2 separate regions of the Mus musculus genome follow, and region 1 is linked to region 2. Evidence: chromatin loops called from intact Hi-C (ENCODE). Cell type or tissue: left cerebral cortex. All regions are shown on one strand. Each heading gives the region's core, and the rest is flanking DNA. Links, peaks and the distances in the headings are about the cores only. Region 1 overlaps Ptprg (protein tyrosine phosphatase, receptor type, G). Region 2 holds the start of Ptprg (protein tyrosine phosphatase, receptor type, G).

Region 1 (8,325 bases), core at 207-8,206, 86 kb after region 2:
GATGTTTCCCTGGTAAAGTGACTCTGACTATGACCTTGTAGGTCCAATTAGAGTCTGCTGACTTATTTATACTTTCTCGGAATCATCCATGACCTTTCTGCTGTTTGTCTTCTTTCCTTTATCATATCTGAATTCCCAGAGTATTTCCCAACTTCAAAAGTGGGACTCTATTTGTATAAAGATGCTCTGTGGATGTGTTCACCTGGGACTATAATAAATGAACTAGTGTAAGGTTAGTGGGCTCTGCTGGAGAAGTTAATGTTACCTGTGGATGGTCCACCTATGTTACCAGGTTCCACTCACAGGATCTCAGAACTGGGTTGCAGATGGACTCCTAGTTTTTAGAAGTCATGGGTCCCTACACTGTCAAGGAAGTTATCTGTTCCCTATTGACTTCATGTGCTCAGGTACAATCCCAGTCTCTGAGGACCAATATACATTACAATTAACAATGGCTCAACGGTTAAGAGCACTGACTGCTCTTCCAGAGGACCTGAGTTCGATTCCCAGCAATCACATGGTGGCTCAAAACCATCTTTAATGGGATCTGATGCCCTCTTCTGGAGTGTCATGAAGACAGCTACAGTGTACTCATATATTAAAAACAACAACAACAACAACAAACAATTACAAAGCAAGGAAGTTTCAGAGCCTTGTAGTAGAATTATACACCTTCAAATTGCTCAATTCTTCCACCTTGATCCAAAAACCTTTGTTCACCACTAAGTGAAGGGTTTCTGGTGGAATTAGTTCCTCGGCTAATGCACTCAGGGAGTGTCTGCCCCTGGGTGCCTCTCAGCCTCAGAACAGTCATTCCTTGATTGTCTTCTGTGAGACTCCAAAGGAGTGGGGCAGAGCTTTACGTTCACCACAAGAGCATCGTCACATGTCCCTAATGTATTTCAGCATCCAAACAGGAAGAGAAAGGATGATGGCAGGTGTTCGTTAGAACAGCTCCATTGTAGATTGCTTATCTGTGATGATGCAATAATTTACATGAAAAAAAAAAAACAAGAAAGGAATGAAAAGTTAAGTATTGTCAGGCAGGGTGTAGGCGTGCCTATCGCGATTCCAGCACTCAGAAGTGAAGCAGGAGGATTGAATTTGAGAGTGGCCCAGGCTACATAGTGATTTCAAGACTAGCTTAGAGAGACTCTGTCTAAAACATCATAAAAAGAGCAACTATAATAATTGTGCATTTTAATAGTTCCTTAGACTATCAATGTTGAATGTTCCAAGGGGAACTTTGTTTCTGTTGCTTTAAGAGGATACCTGTGAGGACTAACATTTAAACAACAGAAGTGTGTTCCTCAGGACTCTGGAGGCTTCAGAGTCCAAGGTCAACTTGTCCAAAGCTGTGGGTACTTGGGGAAAGCTGCCCCCTGCCTTTAACATGGTACTGCTTTGCTTCATCTTGCCATTCATGGCAGAGGTCAGAGGGCAAGTGAGCTCGTTTGTGTTGGAAGGTCCACGCTTAGATTCCAGGGAAGGAAGAAAGTCGGGGGAGGCTGGGAGGTTGAAGAGACTGTGAAGAGACTTGGGCAGATCATACCTATTGTATTCATTCCAGGATGGTAGGCACTCAGGCACATGCAGCCACATAGGCAGGCTGGCAAAGGAAAGGGGGTCTGACCTCAAGGCCATATTTATACAGAGTCCTCACAAAGATGCCGTTCTTCCAGGCATGGTTACATAACAGATTTTATCAGGGTCTACTCTTGGGGTTCAGTGGACATCGGGTGTCAGCCATTTTGTGCTGACTCACAGCCCCTTCCCATGTCCATTGTCAGCCAAGTTCTAGTTGGTTTTTACTAAATAGCCATACCAGCAACCTGTCTAAGTGTAAAATGGCTGTAGTACCTTCTGGTCTCTGCACTTCCGTGAAGTTGGTTTTGGGAAAGCTATACCACTTTGGAGATAACAACCTTTGAGGCCAAATCACCGTCCTTGAATCCAACCTATGGATTGCACCTGGATTTTGGGAGGAGTTCTGCAGAATAATATAGCAGGCAGCTTTGCTGTGTTAAGGTAGAGCAAAGTGTGCACCAATGGCTCCCTTAGAAAGGAGTTATACTGTGTGGACAAACACACTGGTGGGTAGGAAAGTTGCCGTTGTTTGCCTAAGGTGCTGTGAGTGATGAGAGGGCATGGGGCTGGTAGAGCCTAAGTTTGGTGTTTGGAGCTTTTCCTTCCTACATCCTGAAGTCTGTTATAGCAACTGTGTTCTGGTTGGCTTATCAAGGTCAGAGAGTGGAGAGAGTTGGGCTCAGCCCTTGGGAAATGGAGGCAGAGGACTGAAAGCAGGTTCAAGATGAACCTAGGGTACAGAGTGAGACCGTATCTCAACAGACAACAGAACGATTTTTACAGATGATGGCTGGAAAATCCCAGTATGCATAGTGTGGGCCACTGCTAAACGATATGGAACTCCCCTGGCGTCTCACTTTCTTCTATTATCAATCTTTCTCTGTCTTCCCAAAAGGAAAAAGAAAATGGAGAATTCTGTTTTAATTTATTTTGTCCCCATACAAACACAGAATCAAAGGATAAGAGCCAGAGCTGGGCATGCTGCTGAGAAACGATCTTTTAATACATAAAGATTACAAAACTGAGTCAAGGAAGCCAACTAAGGGTGGAGGCTCCATGTCCCATAATCCCAAAAATAACAGTTGCCAGCTGAGCATTACTGAATCCACAGTTACCACACACGGGGATCAGCGATGGAACTATGTAATACAAGATTTCTGTGTTCAAAAGGCATGGTGGAGAGTTCTATGTTCTAAATGTAGAGGTGCAGCCAAAAGAAAGAAAAATAAAAAAATTAAAAAATAAAAAATAAAAAAAAAGCTTGTGAATGAACCCTGGCCAGATGGGAAACTTGGCACCTGTCTTTATTAGCTTACACTCATGATCCACCCATTGGATACATCTATGGCTTTCACGAGGCAGTCCAGAGGATCTCTGGTGATGACTGAGGGAGGAAGATGCCTGTGTTTGGGTCCATGTGCCTCTCACTAGCAACCCTCTTTTTCCCCCATGAAGTAAATGTTTTCCAACACTAGTGTGAACATTTAATCAAATTAAATTAACATTTTTATCATCAAACACAGCCAAGTTTGATGTTAAAATTGATTAACGTGATCATTTCTAGATGCTTTGGGTTGTTGTAACTCTTCTCGGCAAGATGCTTGCATTTGGAGGGGTCTTTCCCCATGGTTTGGCTTTATAGCTGGCTTTTCTTGTTTACTTTATATTGTAAACTAATTTTAACTACCCATAAAAGTTTTAGGAATCCCATTTACATCTGAACAATGATTCAGCAATTTGAACCTATATTTTTTGCCATGGAGTTGTCTAGTAAAAAGTTTATATGATGCTGCTGACTCTAATGGTTCAGATAAATTATGCTTTTATCTCTCTGTGTGTTTATATTTCTTTTCTCTCTGCCTACACTTTCAGAGCCCTATTTATCAACCTTAATTATATGGGTGGATTTGGATATATTCTCTCTCTTTCTCTCTTTTCTTCTCTCCCCCTCCTCTCAGGAAAAACATAATTTCTATATGCTACCAGATGGGTGTGTTGGCTGTAAGCTAAAAAAGAAAAACTTCCCAGACCATCTGGTGTCTTGGTGGGGTCTAGTTGCCTAGCTTCTTAGTATTGTCTTTTACTCACAGCAGAAAATAAAATCAAACCCCCTCTGGCTTTAAGCTCACTAAAATTTGTCATTTTTTTTTGAGTTCCATTGTCAATAATATGCACTCCTGTGCTGGCTGGCAGCCTGTCATTGTGAACAAACCTGATGAAGCTGGAAAACTGGGCTCTGCACGTGGAGGAGCTGAGTCCCGACAAGCTTAATGGATCAGATGGGAATTGACCTTCCCTGGGTTAATTGGCTCTGAGGTTGAACTTGAGCACTTTCTGAATATCAAGATGTTGGAAATATTTTGGTTATATATACTTGTGTAATAGTTTCCTCCAAGCTTGAAACATTCATTCCATCCCACTTGGAGGTGCCTTAAACAGGGAAGGTAAATAACTCAAAATAAATAGCTTCAGGAAGTTCCTAAAACTGATCAGGTCCAACAGGCTCCTTCCTGCCAGAATAAGCAGTGAAAGCTGCAAAGAAGATTCTCAGAGAGCCAAGCTGCAAAGACTACACGTGCGATCAGACCAGGTGCCTGGAAGGAACAGGAAGCAGCAGAGCTAGTGAGGTTTAGAACAGTAGAGTCACTTGGGAAGACTCCAACCTGCTCAGCTGCCTTGGCGCTGTGTAGTGTGCTTCAGCTGTCACCCATGCTGGGCTGGGCTTTGGTGATGCAACTGCCTCTGAGTCATTTCTGCTCCTGTAAGTCCTCACCCACATTCCTGTAAGTAACCCCAATAAAACTCACTCTTTTGTATCCACACTTTGGTCTGTCATGGGTTCTCTGTCTGGGGTGGGTAGACATGTGTGTTCTCTCTCGTCACACAACAGCACTATATTCAGCAGTCTCTCCATATTGTTCTTCCTGTGGGGCAGGTGGCCCCCAGTTGAGAGGAGCTCCAGAAGGATCCATCTCTCATTTGCTCCTGAGTGTAGGGAGGGCTGCAGGGGCTATGGAATCCCCCACCCCCAAAGTGTTGTGTAGGGGAAGTTTCCAACATGAACACTGGATATTGTGGGGGGTGGGGTGGAAAATATGTTGGCTAGTAGCCAGCATATTCATTATCGAGCAGTTTATTAGAAGATGAAGGCCTTGGAATCTGTTGGGCATTGCTTCCAGAAAGTACTTATTGAATTGTTTACATATAACTGATAAACCTCCTCCTGTATATTGTAGTTTACCACATCAGTCTAGAGAAATAGTTACTCTGTATTGTTTAATAAATAGTGACAAGGGGAAACGTCTCCATATTCGGTACAGGCACAGTTTTCTGATTTTACTAAGTTATTTTCCATCTGTGGCTGGGTGGATCTGAGGGAGTGAAATTTATGAGTAGGGAAGGCTAACTGTGCATAGAGATGGTCAAGGTAGCTTTGAAAAAGCACTGACCAAAAAAGACGCATGTTGTAAGATCACTCACAGTATAGAGGTGTGCCTGACCTGACAATTTATTGTATACGCTTGTAACATATATGCGGATTAAATTGATCTGTATATACGAGGACCAGACATTCTGTATCACATCCACCATGCTTACCCTGCATTTTAAATTCATGTTGAGACTGTTCTATTCTTTTAGAAAGGTTTATTTTTATTATTATTCCTTCTTTTCCTCTTATCTTGCTCCTGTCTTCTCTTTCCCTCCCATTCCTTCTCCCTCTTTCCTCCCCAAATCCCTTTCTTCCCATTGAGACAGGGTCTCTGTGCACACTGCAGGGTCTTTAACACTGGTTGTCCTGGAACTCACTATGTGGACCACTCCAACCTCAAAATTCCAGAGATCCACAACACCCAGCTATCTATGTATGTATGTATGTATGTATGTATGTATGTATGTATTTATTTATTTATTTATTTATTTATTAATTGTGTATTTGTCTATGTGCACGTGAATGTAGGTGTTCTTGGAGGCCCAAGGAGTTGGGCCTTCCTGAAGATGGTTCTGAGCTGCCTAACTTGAATGTTGGGAACTCAGTTTGGGTCCTTTGGGAGAAGTTTGTATGCTTAAACCTGAGAACAGTTTGTATTCTTAAACTCGGAGCTATCTCTTCGGGTGCCTCCCTCCTCCAATATATATTTTAATTATGCATTTATTGTGTGTAAACTTGTAAGAGTCGGTTCTTTCCATCATGTGGATCTCAGGATTCAAATTTAGGTTGCAGACTTAGCACTAAGTGTTTTTTGCAGGTAAGCCATCTTGCCAACCCATAGTTCCCCATTTCTTTCAGGCTTCTTTTCTGCTAGTGCCCTGCCCACTTCCTCATCATTTCTCACAGTTGTACAGGCAATCTTCGGTGAATGGATCAACATCTATTTTCCCATCAGTTTGTGGATGGACATTTACTGTTTCTAGACTTTATAAACAGTGCCTTGATTTACAGCATATCATTTTCAGGTACCCAGGCAGGAAGAGACAGGCTTGAAGCCCCATGGTTCTAGCTATGTATTTAGAGCTGTCTTTGTTTGGTTGAGCTCCATTCCAGCCTGCTGTTTGCTCCTTTATACTGCCCTCTTGCTGTCTAACTCTTCCTTGCTCACCTGGGAAAACTCTTCTGGGGTAAAAGCCAACTCATGTTGGCATGAGTGATTACAGTTAACCTTGGCTCAGAATGCTTTCAGTTTCAGTGAAAGCAGCAGGAGCCAGAGTCTGCTACAATCAGTGTATCAGTGCCTGGTTACTCTGAAGAAGAACTGAGAAGGAACAAGTGTGGCAGTGCGCAAGAGAAGCTGTTCAGTGGAGTGTACTGGGTGGTGCCTCTCTTGTTCTGTTGGCCTTGGATGTCCCCATGGAAGCCCAGTGCAGAACATGGGAAGTGGACATCATGCTACACATTCGGGGATACTGTTTAAGACTTTTTATTGTATTTGTGGAGTGCCAGATGCTTGACATATGTCTTCAAGGTTTTTGTTTTGTTTTGTTGTTTTGTTTTGTTTTTTTAAAGCTCTGACTGTCCTGGAGCTTGTTGTGTAGTCCAGGCTAGCCTTGAACTCGCAGAGCTCTTCCTGCCTCTGCTCCATAAGTGCTGGGATAAAAGGCGTGAGGCACCATGCCTGACGCTTAAGAAATAAAGGTAGAATTCTTGTCAGCTTTTGCTTGGTGTGTTTGTTGCTGTGTTTTTAGGTGGATAGGTCTTTATACTATTCTACTTTGGCTTCTTGTCTGCGACTATGGTTTTATGGGTTCAGCTTTCTGCTGGTGACAATGGATAAGCAATTGATTGGGTTTGGGAGGGAAGGGTCCTGGGCAGCTGCAGGAATTAGTGCTGGATCTCAGATTGCTGTGCCATGACTCTGCATGGCAGGGCCTTGGTGCTGGCTCTCGCGTTCTCCTGGTTTGAAGCTGACTATTACCTCCCAGCAGTCCAGAAGCCGGGCTTCTCATTTACTCATTCACCTGTTTGTCATTTTCTCTACTCTGTGTCATCTGGTCCTAGAATAGTGCCTAGAATACCACTGGTGTTTGAACAGATGGAATAGATGAATATTATAGTAGAAATTTCTTGCACAAGAAGGGTGGCCAGCTGCCTTCCTGAGGAAGTCCTTAATTCCACTGTGTATATACCCTCTAGTGGCTGCACATTTTGGCCATGTAACTGTGATGTTAAATGTCATTTTTAAGTTTTTCTTTTGAGTTTGTGTTTCCCTGAGTGTTTCTAATCTGAAACAAATGGCAACTTGATGGGCCATAGCTTTGATCTCAGGTTAGCAAGTAGTGTTAAAAATTGTCTACATTCCCAATTCACATGCGAGTAGTGAAATCTAGAACCACTGTGAATATAGTGTCTAGACAAATGTAAGATGAATAGCTCTAAGGATAAAAGGGACGCACCATCTGAGGCTCTGGTGGCCACTCTGCGGGGCCAGTGGTTTTCATTTTGGTGATAATAGTTTACAGATTCTAGTCCATGGATTTCTTCTCCAGGGGTATCCACCTTTCTAACAGTGCATTTACCCGATTGTGTTTTCTGACTTGGTTAGGACTCAGAATCTTTAGTACTATTGAATGCCAGGTTTAGTTTTTTAATTGGACCTGGGTCCCCCCTGGGTCATTTCCAGCATCCCTGAGCACTGACCTGGCTTCTGCTTTCTTTCCCCCATTTCCTCATCTCATAACTTTACTGTTTTAATGTGTCATCTACTACATAAAAATTTTTATTGACTTAGGACATGTAGACCAGGCTAGACTTGAACTCAGCCTCTCAAGTGCTGAGGTCAGAAGTAGTGCACCAGCTAATGGTGTCCCTTTCTTTCCTTGGGATCAGTTGTGCCTTGTTTCCCCCTTGGTCTGTTCCTTAACTTCTATTGCTCAAGTTTCCTTTAGCGATTAAAACTGAAATAATAAGCATCATGGCACTTCTTTCCAACTGACCCTGTGGTGCAGTGGTGGCTGCCTTTGCCCTCCTGGTTATGATGCTGCTGACCTAGACACCTACCCTGGGAAAACCCAGCTCTGTTGAGACTAAGATCTCCAGGAACTGCAGGCCTTAGCCTTAGATAGAGAGAGAACCAACTCTGTTTGTGGTGGATGCTCATTATGCCCTGAATCAGGGTTTCTCTTCTGAAACATACTTGTGCCTTCATTGATGTCGGTCTCAAATGGTGGCAACAGAAATGTTTCGTTCTGGGTTGACAATATTTAGACGAGTCCAGACATCAGTGGTAAATGAGTTTCCCACGA
Region 2 (8,325 bases), core at 130-8,129:
GTGTGCTTTTAATACCATTTTGTGGTAAATGTCAGCCTGGCGTCCCAGGACAGGCACCAGCCCAGAGAGACTAACAGGCATGGGGTCCCATACACTGTAAGAGGCATGGTCATTCACTCTCCATATTGAACAACTGGGGTACTGGCGTTCCTTCTTTGCATTTCACACTTAATGTCTTCTCAACCACCCCTCCATTGACTTTCCCTAGGTGAGGCAGACAGGCTGGCTTGCCCTTATTATACCCAGCACAGAGTGGATGTGCAGTTCATTTGTTGAACCAGCAAACAGAGTATAGAAAGAATTCAGGGTTGCCCAACAGGCAACACTTATGATGTCGCCGACCTCTGTGTGATTCAAGTCCTACCGACTGAGTGTTAAAATACGGAGTCACCTCGAAGGAGGCAGTCATTTGTGCTAGGGTCATTTTAACGTATCCCGCTCTGACTGGCACTGGGATATCCATCCCTCCAACCCATTTTTCAAGGGAACTGGTCATCATGAGCACTCAAGAGCGACCCTCGAGTGCAACAAAACCAGGAAGTGTCAAATTCCAAAGCAAACAGATTGGCCTCATTGCCTAGCACGGGAAGGGTGTTTGCGGGGTTTGGCTAAAGATAGATCTGGGGGCCCGTTCCAGGAACTTCCTGGCATTTACTAGTTTTGCACCCCAAACTTTTCAGAGGTTTTTCCTTTGGAATTGTGGGTGCGAGACTGCTTTCCTAAACAATGCCACAGACTCTCAGAGCATCTGTATAGTATTTGAAAACCGAAAGAACATCCGGTTGAGATGTTTGGGTGGGTGTGGGACAGTGCCGCGTTGCGATGAAACGGCAAGGGGACACTTTAAAAATATGTCCATATCCTTTTCATAGAGTGGCAGAACAACTATGAAAAAAATACAAATGGCTAATTACGTTGGCTCAATTACAAATTTGATGGAAAAAAAAAACCCAAACCAAAACCTGCCTCCCCTCTTTTAGCACCAACGTAGGAGGAAAAAATAGGTTGCTGAAAAGCCCAAGCGATAAAGATCTCTGTGAGAGCCAAGGGACAAAACTCATTACAGATAAACCTAGCCCTTGCATTTCCCCCGGATGCCTCTCCCTGTAGTTTACTTAAGCCGTGTCTCCTAGGACGGCTGCGGGAAACCAGTCCTGCCCCGGGGTGCTGCTTTCCCCTGCCCCGGGTGAGAGGCGCACTTCATTTGCCCTCTGCCTAACCAGGCCAAGTTGCAGCCACCTTCTTCCCGAATCCGGGGGTTGGGAAAACTCCGCGACAGACCTTCGTAGTTTGGGGAAAAGTCCACGACAGACCTTCGTGGTTTGGGAAAAGCCGATGTGGGCCTGGAGCTGGATTTTGCTAGCCTGGGATGGACTCCCGTCCCTTTCCCTATCTCCCAGAGGTAGATTCGAACAATGGAAGCTCGGAAAGGGGGAAGGGGAAACAACAACAACAAAAAAACCTCAATGAAACCTGAGTGCAAAGGCCGCTGGGCTTTGTCTCTTAGCCCGGGAACGCAGCAGGAGAGGGACGCTGGAGGTGCACCCCGTCAAGACACCGTCCAGGTGGTGAGGCCTTACGGAAGTCCCCTCTCCATGAAAATGTAGCTGCTGGTCCTTTCCTCTCCCCCAGATTCCAACCAGACCACCCTTTCCCCCTCCCCCAAGTTCCGGATCCATGAACGAGGTCAGGGATCTCTCCGAATCCGTACTTCGTCTTTAAGAACTCGAAAATGGAGCAAAGCCATGCCGACCCTGGATGGCAGCTGGTCTCTTCCCTGTCTTCAGGGTTACCAGCTCCCCTAAACGCACACCCATAGCCCTAGGCACGCCTGGAGAGGAGAGTAGTGCAAGTCCTTGGAAGCCGGAGCCCAGCACGGCCGCTTTAAGAGACGCGCGCCCCCGCCGGCGGCAGCTCGGGGATGCGCGTCACCGCGCGCCCGTGCTTGCGCGCCCCCGCCGCCGCGCGCCCCCAGCTCGCTCGCTCGCCCGCTCGCCGGCTTTAAAGTCTCTGCCAGGATCCATGCTCACATGTTACTTCCTGTATGGAGGCATGGCCAGTTTCCAGCCCCGCGCTCTCGGTTCCTCCCCAGCCTGCGCCGGAGCCACAACTTTCAGGAGCATGGACTGAAGGCGCCCTCGCCCCGGCGCCCCTCTGAGATCCTTTGTGTTTCCCTGCGCTCCACTGGCCGTTTGTGTTTTGGGGGGCTCTGCGCTCCGCCCCGCCGCTTCCCTCCCTTTCCAGGCTCGCAGACATGCCTCCTTCCTTGCCGGGGCCCTGGAAGGAGCTGCCCGCCTGAAGCCCGGAGCCGCCGCGCCGCGCACAGCCCCGCCGTCGCCCGCTGGTTCTCGGGCTGCGCTGCGCTGCCGACTCAACTTGGGGCTCTTCCGCTGCTAGCCACCGCCACCCGCGGTCCCTGCCTGCTCCGGGCCCCGGGCTCTGCCGCCGTGCGTCTTCTCCTCGCCCTGCCTGTCGGCTGGATCGTGTCTGAGCGGAAAGCAGCCCTTCTCCTCCGAGAGGATCGTCCCTAGCTTGGCTTTGCATTCCCGGTCACTTTTTGAGGTTTTCTCGGGAGCGCTTGGCAGCTTCCCGGATTCCAGCGGGACCGGTGGCCGAGTGTGGGGGGCCCCGTGTGGCGGGCGAGCCGTGAAAGCCTCCAGGCTTAGCGGAGCCTCGCTCGGAAGCAAGAACTTATTCAACAAGTTTACCCCCCCTGCCTTTCTCTTTTCGATGTGCGTTTTCGGACATGCGGAGGTTACTGGAACCGTGTTGGTGGATTTTGTTCCTGAAAATCACCAGTTCTGTGCTTCATTATGTGGTGTGCTTCCCGGGTGAGTGAGGGCCGCCGATGGGACGCGTCTCTGGCCGGCGCGCGGGGTATGCGGAGTTGTCGCCGGGGCGCGGAGCTTGGGCGCCAGTCTAGGGACCGCGGAGAGGGTGAAGGGGGGCCGGGCTACCGAGGAGGAAAGAGAGCTCTGCTTCATTGGCTCCGGCAGTGTTCTAGGAGGCTGATGGTCAGAGAGGGCAGAAGCAGTGGCGGGCTGGAAGGGAGGGTTGGGGACTCAGAGATGTGCTCTGACTGTGGCTTGGGAAGCTTGAAGCATCTGGAGTATGGGAGGGCGGGGGAAGGCGACTTGCTTTGCTGATCCGGAGCTGATCCGGAGGGCTATAGTTGCACGATAGGATGTCTGGGGAGATTGGCTGTGGGAAGGATGCTCTGTTGGTTTGAGTAATATGGGGTGCTCCCGTTGCTTCTGCGGGGATAGAAGGAGCTCATAATCGTGGCTCACTTTGCATCCCTCCGACCCTTTGTAGGGGGGAGGGCGGCGTTTGGGGATGGAAGGCGGAGGCTGGCTGCAGAGAAGTCAGGATGTGGGGAGCAGCCCGCGTTGTAGTCGCCGGGCCGCCTCCTTTCAGCCTTGCTCCCGGCTGAGGTGCGGGCTACGCCTCAGTGCAAGCGGGAGGCAGCTCCCTAGACGCGGGGGGCCTGGGAGCCTCGGGAGAGCAGGAAGCAGTGAGCAGGGAGTTTTTCGCTAGACCCCTGCTTCACTGGGCTCACGGTCCCTTTCTGTATCTTTCTTTTGGGTCCAAGTTCAGGGCGCGGGTCGACAGCTGGGTAGCTTCTGGCGTCCGGGCAGATTTTTTGGCTGTCTGGCGTGCCCTCCCTACTTTCATCTTTGCCCTTTTGCAGGCTGAATGTGCCTGCCAGATCCAGACCCAGACCCGCTTATTTTCTAGCCAGGTTAAAGCTGGAACAATATTGGCCACTCGACAATCCTAAATCACTGCACGTACCAGTGTGCAGCTCGCCGACCCTCCACTTCCAGCCTTCAGCCCACACCCTCCCCCCTCGGTGAGGGCAGAGGCCAGCCGCCTTCCTCTTCTCTTGCAGAGTCGGAGGGCTGCAGCTCAAGCTGCCCAGCTCCTTCCCAGTGGGTGAAGGCCACGTCCTCTTTCCTGGCTCAGGGAAAGAGGTGGGAGAGGGCGCGATTTGCTTTTCTTTCCTCGATCTCTTAAGGACAGAACACCCGGTTTTTCTGCTTTCTCATCTGCCTGTTCTGGAATATTTGGAGGCGGCGGTTATTCTAATCAAGAAATAAGAAACGTGCCACAATGTTTCGGTTTTCCTTGGTTAATAGCAGCCTGTGTTCTGGCTGCCACAGCGCGGGGTTTTGGTACAGCGGGTACCCCCAACCCTATGGTGCACCTAGGAGCCAGGCTCGAGGACCTCGCTGTTCCCGGCGATCCTCTCTAAGGGGATTGGCAGCGAGTGGTCCCTTCTTTGAAGGTTTGAGGGTGGTTGCGAGGAACAGAGGGCAAAACACTGCGGTTCTTCGGCTCCTTTTCCTCGGCGCTTATTCCTCTCTCTGGGGCTGTCTACAGAGCTCGGTGAGGGTGCGCGCGCTTACTCACTAGGAGGCCTGGGGTTTACCCTCTCGGGTCCTGTCTCTATGGAAGTAGACGCTGAGGAGCATCTCCTCTGAGAATCAGCACCCTTCTCCCTTGGCGACCATCGGGCAACATTTGTTTTTATCACTGCCTTTGACTAAACCTCCCTCCCTCCCTTGTCAGGGACTTGCCAGCTGAGTGCGCTCGGGTGCACCTGGGGTTGAGCCTAGTAAGGGTCACTTTTTAATAAGGGCGATGGGAGGCAGCCTTGCAAAACAGAAATTTCCAATTCCATTTCTGGCTAACCTCCCCAGGCTGTAGCCAGTGTTTCTACAATGATTTTCTCCCCTCTGGTGTCTGCAACGCAGTATGGGACCGATAGGGATGCCGCCTTGTTAAGGCTTGGTCCATTTCAGTTTTCCTCATTTTCCGTCCTGTTCAGGCTTCGAGGTAACTAGCCCGTACCCTCAACTGGGAGCGGAGGGGTATTTGTTAGAGGTACAGGGAAGACAGCTTTTGGAATCAGGCAGGCAAAGTTAAAATGTCACAGCCCTGGGAGATGCTATGCTGGCTTCAGGTTTTCCGAGGATGGTGGGGTGCCGCTGGGCCCCAGGGGGCGCCCCAGAGCCACCCGTCAATCTTCTGCCTCCACTAGACCGGCTCAACCACCTGCAAACTAAGGGGTCGGGGCGCGTACGTCCAGGTGCCCAGACTGGGGGTCTGCGACATCTGGCGCTAGGCGGTGCCTGCAGCTCGATGCTGCCGCCCCTGGTAGGCTACAAAACCCTTGGGGACCGTTGTTCGCTTTGGGACCCAGCGCTTCTTGCTGCCATAGCCTTGGAAACAAACCTATTTTAACTAACCATTTTAGCTTTTGGTTTTCAATTAGGTTTCTCCTTGTGAGTTCTTACCCAAAATCTCGTATTGGTTATTTTTTGTTTGTTTTTAGAATCCCACTGACTTCTCAGCTGCATGTGAGCCCCCATTTCCCGTTCAGAATTCAGTTACTGTGTTTTAGGGAGGCCTTTGGAAGCAGCTAGGGCTTGGCTGTTTTCCAGCGGTCGGAAGCAGGGTTATAGCTCCGAACAGTGCGGGGAGTGTGGGATTCCTGCCACAGCTGGTGCTACAAACGATGACTTCGAAGTGCTGAGGGGAAATATCAAACATGATAGTGGACACTGTATTTTTCTAAGTCTAAAACACTAGTATGGGAAAAACATGCAACAACATAGTGGATTCCTAGATATTTCCTCCAAAGTCTCAACAGTTCTCAGGGTTTTTATCCAGACTCTCAACCTTCACAACAGTGTGTGAGAGCGGGGGCTTTAACAGGAGCTGGACGGAGCACTGGAGCCCTTGATCCTCCTTCCTGCCTTCCAGCGAGCCAGGGTTACATGCCCAGTATCAACATATAAGTTTAAATACAATTTGAGTGTGGTTGATTTAAATATTTGGTCTTTATCCCTGTACGTTGGGAACTGAACCACCTCTGACATGATGTAAAGTATATTACTTGAAAAGATTAGTTTTTGTTCCCCACAGAATCTATATTTGCATTGTTTAGCTATTCATGCAGAATCATAAAAAACATTTTCTTTTTTCCTTTGGCCCTCAAAGTAATGCTCTTTGATTTTGGTGTTCTGTGTCATGATGACATTACATCTGTTATGTGGTTGGAAGACTTCAGAAGCAGGTGCCTGACTGTTTTTGGTCTGGATGTGTCCACATCCGACCCACATCCGATGTCCAGTGACACCTGATTGGTCAGCAGCAGACTTTTCCACTTACTATGTATGCCATTTTGGTGTCTCAGTGGCCATCACCGGACTCCTTAGGCAGTGACAGGAACGGAGTTCGGAAGTCCTCAGTCTGCCTCTCCAAAGCGGGGTGAGATCTGGAAGGTTTCTCGTTCCACCTCAGTCGAGTCTTGTGAGAGAGAAGACTTCCAAAATGAAGGGGTATCTTGGAAAGAGGAGTGGTTGACCTGAAGAAGGGGCATTCAGTGGAAGAGCTTTGAGTAGCACTGTTTATACGGAAGCAGAGACTACATTTCTTACATGAAGCTGTCCAGGGAATATTGGTGGTTTAATGCTTTAAGAAAAGGGAAACCCCAAGAGAAAACCAGCCACAAGACCAAACAAGCCCAAACCACCCTTCAGATTTAGCATTTCTGTTGCTCCTGAGTTCACATTAAAATCACCTGCATGCATGGACTTGTTGAAAGGAACGTTTGTGCCCTACTGAGCCTTGGACTGCCTCTTCTTCCTGCTCTCATTTTCCTGTGGCCAGCTCTTTAGCCACCGAAGAAGTGTGGCACCCCAAGCCTTGTCCGGGCAAGAAAGGCCATGGAACCAAGCAGGTGGGCTGGCCTGTAACACATGTCTTCTGGGGTAAAAAGAAGGCACTCTTTTATTCTTGGCAGCGTTTATTTTGTGTTTCTGTCTAGTGTTTTAATGGTAGCCTGTGGCCAATGCCATGCAAGGTGCAGATGAACACTTTCATCTTGGGCCATATCTCTTTACAAGAAGACCTCAGGGTATAAAGTTCCATCTACAGTGGTGAAGCCTTCTGGTCAGCCTGGGATCTACCTTCGTTCCAGGCTGACCATTCTTGGATGGATGCTGAATGGTTACCATTGGCCCTTGAATTCTGTCTTTTCTGGTGCAGGGAATAAAAGACATGTATTTCTAGTAATAAAGCAAAGCCAAGGAAGAAGTTCTCTGTGCTCAGTTCTTCCCCTGCACTTGATCCAGGTCAAGGCAGTAGCCAGTGCAGGAGAGGGAGGGGCTCATGGAGTGAACCTTGTTCTCAGAAGAGCAGGTTCTCAGCAGGCCTGGGATTTGGCTTTGGTTGCTGGGCTTGGGTCAGCACTAAATGGGATTATCTTCTACCAAGGTTGCCTTCTCTGGACCTGCAGGAAGTGTTGTCTGTGGTCTTTAGATTACAGTCCTTCAGCACTCAGGAGGCAGAGGCAGGAGGATCTCTGTGAGTTCAAGGTCAGCCTGGTCTACAAGCTGAGTTCCAGGTTGGGTGGGCTCTTTTACACAGAGAAACCCTGTCTCGAAAACAAAACAAAGCAAAGCAAAGCAAACAAAACAAAACAAAACCAAACAGAACAGTTCTGTTTCTAGTCTCAGAAATGAGATCAGCCATGTTGCTGGCTGAGAACTTCATGACAGTTCTCTGTGCCATCAGAATCAAGTGTCCCTTTGTGAAAGACTACTTGATATCAATTTCATTTTAAATTATTTTTGATATTGCATTTATGTGGTATTGTACATAAAAAAGGGTGTCATTGTGGCTTTGGGTTTTAAGTTTGATTCCTAGTGTTGAAAAAGAAAATCTAAAAAAGGTAAGAATGTTTCAAAATCCTGTATTTATTACAGTCCTTTCCCTCCAGTTTTTGAGTTCTTTGGTTCCAAAGTCTCAGAACTAGATAAATAGTAATCTCTTTAAAAGATTAGTATCTTGTAGCAAGAGTAGATGAATTATACTTTGAGCAAAGACCTAGGTGGGCTTGAAATGTAGTTCAGTTGATAGAGAGCTGGCCTGGCATTCGGGAAGCGGGGCTTGGACCCCAGCTTGCATAATCTAGGCATGGTGCACTTGGGAGGTGGAGGCAAGTGTGTGTGTGTGTATGTGTGTGTGTGTGTGTGTGTGTGTGTATGTGTGTGTGTGTGTGTATGTGTGTGTGTATGTGTGTATGTGTGTGTGTGTGTGTGTGTGTGTATGTGTGTATGTGTGTGTGTGTGTGTGTGTGTGTATGTGTGTATGTGTGTGTGTGTGTGTGTGTGTGTGTGTGTGTGTGTGTGAGAAGTTCAAGGTCATCCACAGGTACACTGCAAGATTGAAGCTACCTTACAGTAAATAGACCCTGGTATACTCACGCGTGCGTGCGTGCGTGCGTGCGTTTGTGCGTGGTGCGCGTGAGCGCAA

The links. A loop is a pair of places that touch in the nucleus more often than their neighbours do. Peaks named below come from ENCODE experiments on the same cell type or tissue, not always from the same donor. Only the 100,000 strongest peaks of a DNase experiment are listed, where the experiment ranks them.
Region 1: it touches region 2 in a loop (3-fold over the local background); 11 of 42 quality-filtered maps call a loop at or near these places.

Annotation. Positions count from the first base shown.
Region 1 is chr14:11,636,951-11,645,275 of GRCm38, forward strand. All of the region lies in intron 1 of Ptprg (protein tyrosine phosphatase, receptor type, G), which reads left to right. Among named protein-coding and RNA genes, the nearest start is that of Gm52128, 68 kb to the left of the region's middle. In left cerebral cortex, for the core only: a CTCF peak has its summit at 6,132; DNase peaks (open chromatin) are centred at 3,613, 4,259 and 7,084.
Region 2 is chr14:11,551,502-11,559,826 of GRCm38, forward strand. It overlaps Ptprg (protein tyrosine phosphatase, receptor type, G), which reads left to right and starts at 2,052. Exons shown (of 30, transcript NM_008981.3): 1 at 2,052-2,831. The coding sequence starts at 2,747. In left cerebral cortex, for the core only: CTCF peaks have their summits at 2,581, 5,020 (motif pointing right) and 5,223; DNase peaks (open chromatin) are centred at 753, 1,253, 1,989, 2,639 and 6 more places; H3K4me3 peaks cover 5,324 bases; H3K27ac peaks cover 4,794 bases.